2 separate regions of the Mus musculus genome follow, and region 2 is linked to region 1. The links are chromatin loops, found by intact Hi-C in ENCODE. Cell type or tissue: heart. All regions are shown on one strand. Each heading gives the region's core, and the rest is flanking DNA. Links, peaks and the distances in the headings are about the cores only.

Region 1 (2,910 bases), core at 193-2,692:
GACAGATAGTTAAAATGCTGTTTCCAAAGGTTACGTGTGGGTTAGTTCAACTGTCCATCTGAAATATAACTGAGTCCATACTATTTACATATATATCCTTTTGAGGGTTCCCTCACCTATTCCTGATGGTTTCTTCCTGTTTATTTTTGGAGTACATAAAATATTTACATAGTTCCAAAGGTCAAAATACAAGACAAGGCTTTCTCTATTGCTTAAACTTATCAGTGTTGATTGCATTTTGAATAAAAGTAAATAGCACGAGGCTATGGTAAGTATCAGTGAGTGAGAACAAAGCCCTCTGGCTTTCTGTAACGAAATCTTTTTATGTCCCTACCCCTCTACTCACCCTCTACCCTGCCTTGGAAATAACACTTTCTTGGACATAATGGCAGAATTACACAATTATCTCTCCTCTTTCTTGATTCTTCAGCAATCAAACATAGAGGCTGTAAAATCAGGGATCCAGGGTAAAATTCCTGCAAACCAGTTGGCGGAGGTGTGGCTGAAGCTGATAGATGAAGTTATAGAAGACACGAGGTACAGTAATCCTCTTCCTATCTGCACGTCCCCAGCATGCCCTGAATTCTAAGACTGTAGGTGCTTTTCCAATCTTGTCAAGTATTTCTCTGGAAAAAAAAATGCGTTTGAGCATTGTTTTGGGCTCCTTGAAAGTCCCACCCCAGCCCAGGAGAAGTTTCTGAATCACCCGGAAAACCTCCATTCTCTGGTTTGGTGCCAAGTCTAAAGTAGCCCAAGTAGGCCCAGGCTGGACTACCGGAAGCTGGCCCAGCAGCCTGAGGCAAAGGGTGGGAGTGGAAGAGAGGGAAGAGAAATAGCCTGAGCTAACCTTTCTGCAGAAGGACTCCTGACTTCCACAGGGATATAGGAACATGGCTTCCACCACTCAGAACAATGTTCCTAACTCATGTCTTTAGAAATAGCTTGCTGCTGCTGCTGTTGTTGTTGTTAAGTGTTTCAAGCACTCTGCCATCCTTCAGAAACAGTTAACACTAAAAACAGGAGTAACAGATAGTTAGAATGGGCCCTAAGCAAGGATGACGCGCAAATTCATTATACACTAAGAAATAAACAAGAAACAGCAACAATAACAACAACAACAGCAACAACAACAACAACAACACACACACACACACACACACACACACACACACCACGTTAGACAAATCCAGGACACAGACTTAGCCAGAGGACATTTCATAGCTGTGACTTAAGAAGTAACTTTTGGCATTTAGAAATCAAAAGGGAAAGTGACTCATTCCAACCTCATTTTAAATGTTGGCTAATAAAGCCACGAACAGGGAAGGTCGAAAAGAAAAGAGCATGGACTACACCTCTCAAGCTCTGGAAGCAGACATTTCCCCTTCTGGGGTAAGGCCCTTAGTCATCCCGTCCTCTTGCGCCCCCTAGTGGTTTATTCAGGTCATTGACAAACAGCTAAAATCAAGCCCCACTGGCTTTGTGACCACTCAAAGCTGAGAGACTTAGGGATTCCCTAAGGAGTGACCTCTAAATTACAGATAAGAAAGAAGGGAGACCGCAGTGACACTGGGAATTATTTACCCACTTAATGGCCAGCATCTCACTTTCAAAGGGCTCAAGTGTGACTTCGGAGCTCAACAGCACTCCCGTGAATTTTTGCCTTATGTGGCCACCGCAGGATCTTAAACCTTTATACACACGGTGCCACAGAAGTTAATGAAATCAAACAAAAACATACAGCGACAGCTTTCACATGGAAAATGCCTGTGATTTGCCAAAGAAAGCCCAGGCATGAGAACACATGCTGGCTTCAAAGAAGCAAGCTGGCATCTTTCTAAATGTTCTGTCGCAGGAAATTCCATGTTTGAGGAAAACCATGCTAGGATATCCTTCATATAAGGAGCTGGGTGGCATGCAAATAATGTAAATTCTAAGTGGGGACAATGAGTCGAATTTCCTGGTACTGGTGACAGTCTTGCCCTGTGGTTTCACCTACTTCCACAGTGAGAGAGAGAGAGGCACAGCTGACATGTGGCTAATCTGAGTCACTCACTCAGCTGTCCCTGTTTTTCTTGTGGACTCTTAACTTGGCTGAAAATTGTCCTATACAAGTGGTCCTTCTTATCTTCTGGAGCTCTCTGAGAACCGTCTGAGAGGATGACGGTGATGAAGATGACGGTACTGGGGATATTTAAACTTTGGTGCTTTAAAATTTGTGTCTTCTCCGATGCCAACAGAGACATCCTCAACTACAGTTTAAAGCAAGCAGCCCCTGTAGACTCAGGAGATTGCTGTCATTTCAATCTACGTGAAATGGCGTGCAGACATACATTAAACATGTGGGCAAACACAAGTGGACTTAGTTTTGAGACCTAGAATGTCATTCTTAGGTTTGTTTCTCTTCTCTCCTCTTCTTATAGATACACCTTGCCTGTCACAGAAGGAAAAGCCAACGTCACGGTTCTGGATACTCAGATCCGAAAGTTGCGGTCCAGGTTTCTCTCCCAGATACACGAGGCAGCTCTGAGGATGAGATCTGAAGCCACGGATGTGAAATCCACCTTGTTGGAAATCGAGGAGTGGCTTGATAAACTGATGCAGCTTACTGAAGAGGTAGACCATTAAAATACACTGTCATCTGTTTCCAGAAGGATTCTGCAGATGACAAGAAGGGTGGGGCAGGTGGTGGGTGGGTCATCTGGTATATCTGCGACTGGGATTGGATCTGATCAATGATAAAAACCAAGGACTTACTAGGATGAGGAGGCTACTGGAGAGGGTGAAAGTCACCCAAATTTTGAGTTGCGTTCCTGAGGAACCTGCAGGAAAAGCATCATGCTCGCACTGCGGTTGTAGAGCATTTTGTATGATGGAATAGTAGAACACAACACAGAGAATTAAAATGTCACT
Region 2 (2,910 bases), core at 104-2,603, 49 kb before region 1:
CTGCTATGACCATGGATAGGAGAATCATCTCAAGGCTCTGGAGGTTAATGGTTAAGAGGACTTGCTTTTGTAGAGGACCTGGGTTCAGCTCTCAGCATCCACATGCTGGGTCACGGCCATCTGTAACTCCAGTTCCAGAGGACTAAGCTCCCACTTGTGGTCAGCATGGTCAATAAGAATGCATGCAGTGCGCTAATATACATGTAGGCAAAGCACTTATACACATGAAATAAAAATAAAGGGAAAGGAAAAGAAATAGTTCAACTCTGGTCTCTGGGAATCTGCATGCATCTGCTGCTGCTGCTGCTGCTGCTGCTGCTGCTGGGAGCTTTGAGAGGTGCATTCTGAGGGACAGTTGGGAAGAGAATCAGAGACCAGTGAGGATAGGCCCCTCTGGTGCAAGTGAATCAGAGAATTAAGGGAATGCCCCCATGAGGGGCTTTCACCTTGGTAAGGGACTCTGGTACCATGACCTGCTATTACAGCTGTGCCCAGGAAGAAACCCCTGTGTCAGCTGTCAATGTGTGTTGAGCAAGAGTACCCAGAGCCATCACCACAGGTAGACGAGCCAGTGCCAGTTGAACTACAGTAGAAGAGAGAGATGGGGCTCAAGACCCCACATAACTCAGCCACATCAAACTTACAGCCAAGGGACAGGGAAGGGGCAGTGGATGGAAATTCTTGAGAGGAACTAACCGGGATAGGGAAATTCTGGCTAAACCAACATAACAGGATTCTTGCTGAAGGCAGTTCAGGGTGATCCCCAGTCACATGGTGGGTGGGGGCAGAGATAAAGAGTCTGACCAGTTATTAAGATGGTTAATCAGATATCCAGGGTTCAGCAGGGTCCTTTGTCAGATCTGAACCTAAGACAGAAGTACATGTTCTATCTCGGAGAAGGCTCCTAGGAGAAAATCTGGCTTTGCAAACAGCCTTCGTCTGCGGCCTTGCTTCTCCTGGCCGTCAGGTTTGTTTTAAGGAGCACGCTTGGCTCACTCCTTATTCTCAGGACCAGGGAGGAACTTGATGGGCATAGGCCCAGAGGAGGGAACAGTGTGGGAAATCCATGCAAAGTGCTACAGGCCTGGCTAAAATGACAAACTCGGGCAGCCAGAGCCAGGGCCTTCAAAGAATGGGATAGCTTGGTCTTCTCAGATCTTCCACAGGGCATTTGGGAACTGTTGAGGTTTGGAAAGTTTTTTTTGGCCCCAGCCCAGCTGTAGGCTATGATTCCTCCCAGAGGGTGGCAGGGCTGGCTGCTTACAGTCCCTAAAAGCAGCAACAGAGAGTGTCCAGTTGATGTTCAAGCCTCCAACAGGCCTTTCCTCTGTGGAGGGGATTTCCAGCAATCCCCGTGGTGATGTCCCGGTTACACAGAGAAGGGACCTGGTGAGCTGTATATGGGAGCGCCCCTGCTAAGGCCCTCAGCCAGCAGGGTCCTTATTCACCACAGAGGCATGTGGCTGTGAATGGGGGCCCAGGCTGTGGGAAAAACATTTCCATTCCTCTTTTTAAAACCAAGTATATGTTTCCAGATAAACACAGTGATGAAGAGGTTCTTAACTGACACTGCTTAACTAAGATAGCTAGCTTGACTCTCAACTCCCCCAGGCCCCAGGTATAACACCCAGTTGCCAGGTCATTCCCAGGGCTTAGAAGTAGCTCTGTGTCATGCATAGAGGCCTGCCTCTGAGTTTGATGTCAGTCACAGACTGAAGGCGCAGTGTCCTAGGTTCCCTTTGGTGTCTAATGCGTCTGAAGCTTGTTAGTTCTCCCAGGAGAGCTGCTGGGCCAAGGCCTGGGCATTTATTTCTTCCATGGTGGCTTCCTTTTGGGACTGTAGCCCATCTGTTAGCGCCTTGGGAGCAGTCCATGGGAGACTCTTGTTTTTCTGTGAACCACAGGGCGAAGCGTCCCTCTTACCCACACATCTTATCATCTTGGCCTGTTTACAGTATCACATTAGTAATAGAGATCCCAGGCTGAGGGTCACCTCCTTTAAAGGAAATCAGCTTATAGTCGGACTGAGCTGTTCCTGTCCCTCGTGTAGGAGGTCAAGTTATCATTCCCCATGTTCTCACCGTTTTCTGTATCTAGGCAACGCCCCAGAAAACAGGCCTGGCTGGCTGACCTGCGAGGCGAGACATAGGACTGCAGCTCTGGCAGTGGGCAGTGCTTCCTTCGGGTCAGTCAAAGGTCTCAGAAGCTGTATCTGTGTTTACATCTTTCTCAACACAGCCTCACTGTCAAATATCTTCGAGATTAGTCTTTCCAGGATGTTCTCAAAACACAGTCTTTACTCCGCACGCACATGCAGACACACGCAAGCGCGCGCGCGCACGCACACACACACGCACACACACACATCAAATTTTCCTTTAAATGCCCTCCCCCACAGCAAAACCACCAGGGTTTTATGATGAGAAAGCAAACCTTAGCAACGGGACTCAAGCTGCTTAGAAGGGATTGAGGTTAGAGTATATAATTGGCTCCTTTTACTCCTCGCCATTCCTGCCCTGTCTTCTGTTACTGCACTCTTCTGGGGAACGAATCAGCAAACTGAATCAGAACAGGTTACTAGCCATTCCACTGCATAAAAAGATGAGCAAAAGGCTCTGTGTGTACTCAAGCCTGTTCTTTCTGGTTAGCCACAAGCCCCACTGTCCCCTACTGCACCGGGTGACTTCACTGTATATTTTATTCTCTTACTGTCTTCATCTTTGCCTCTACACTGTGTGTGAATCAGTTGTGATCTGTGACATTATAATTTTGAAGGCAGAAACCCTGCCTTTCATTATGATGTCTCCAAAACAATTCTAGGAGTTTTACACACACACCTCAAGAACTGGTAAAGTAAGAAAAAAGAAATACTTAACATACAGTAGTTTCCTAAATAGACCTGTATGGGAT

The links. Peaks named below come from ENCODE experiments on the same cell type or tissue, not always from the same donor. Only the 100,000 strongest peaks of a DNase experiment are listed, where the experiment ranks them.
Region 2: a loop joins it to region 1, with 2.7 times the contacts of the local background. A loop is called at or near these places in 4 of 42 quality-filtered maps.

What each region holds. Positions count from the first base shown.
Region 1 is chr19:37,954,070-37,956,979 of GRCm38, reverse strand. Myof (myoferlin) reads left to right here. Exons shown (of 54, transcript NM_001302140.1): 22 at 431-537; 23 at 2,421-2,613. Among named protein-coding and RNA genes, the nearest start is that of Gm52397, 31 kb to the left of the region's middle. In heart, for the core only: a CTCF peak has its summit at 1,430 (motif pointing left); DNase peaks (open chromatin) are centred at 729 and 1,419.
Region 2 is chr19:38,003,394-38,006,303 of GRCm38, reverse strand. The region is part of intron 3 of Myof (myoferlin); the gene reads left to right. Among named protein-coding and RNA genes, the nearest start is that of Gm52396, 11 kb to the left of the region's middle. In heart, for the core only: a CTCF peak has its summit at 1,232; DNase peaks (open chromatin) are centred at 1,123 and 2,093; H3K27ac peaks cover 1,963 bases.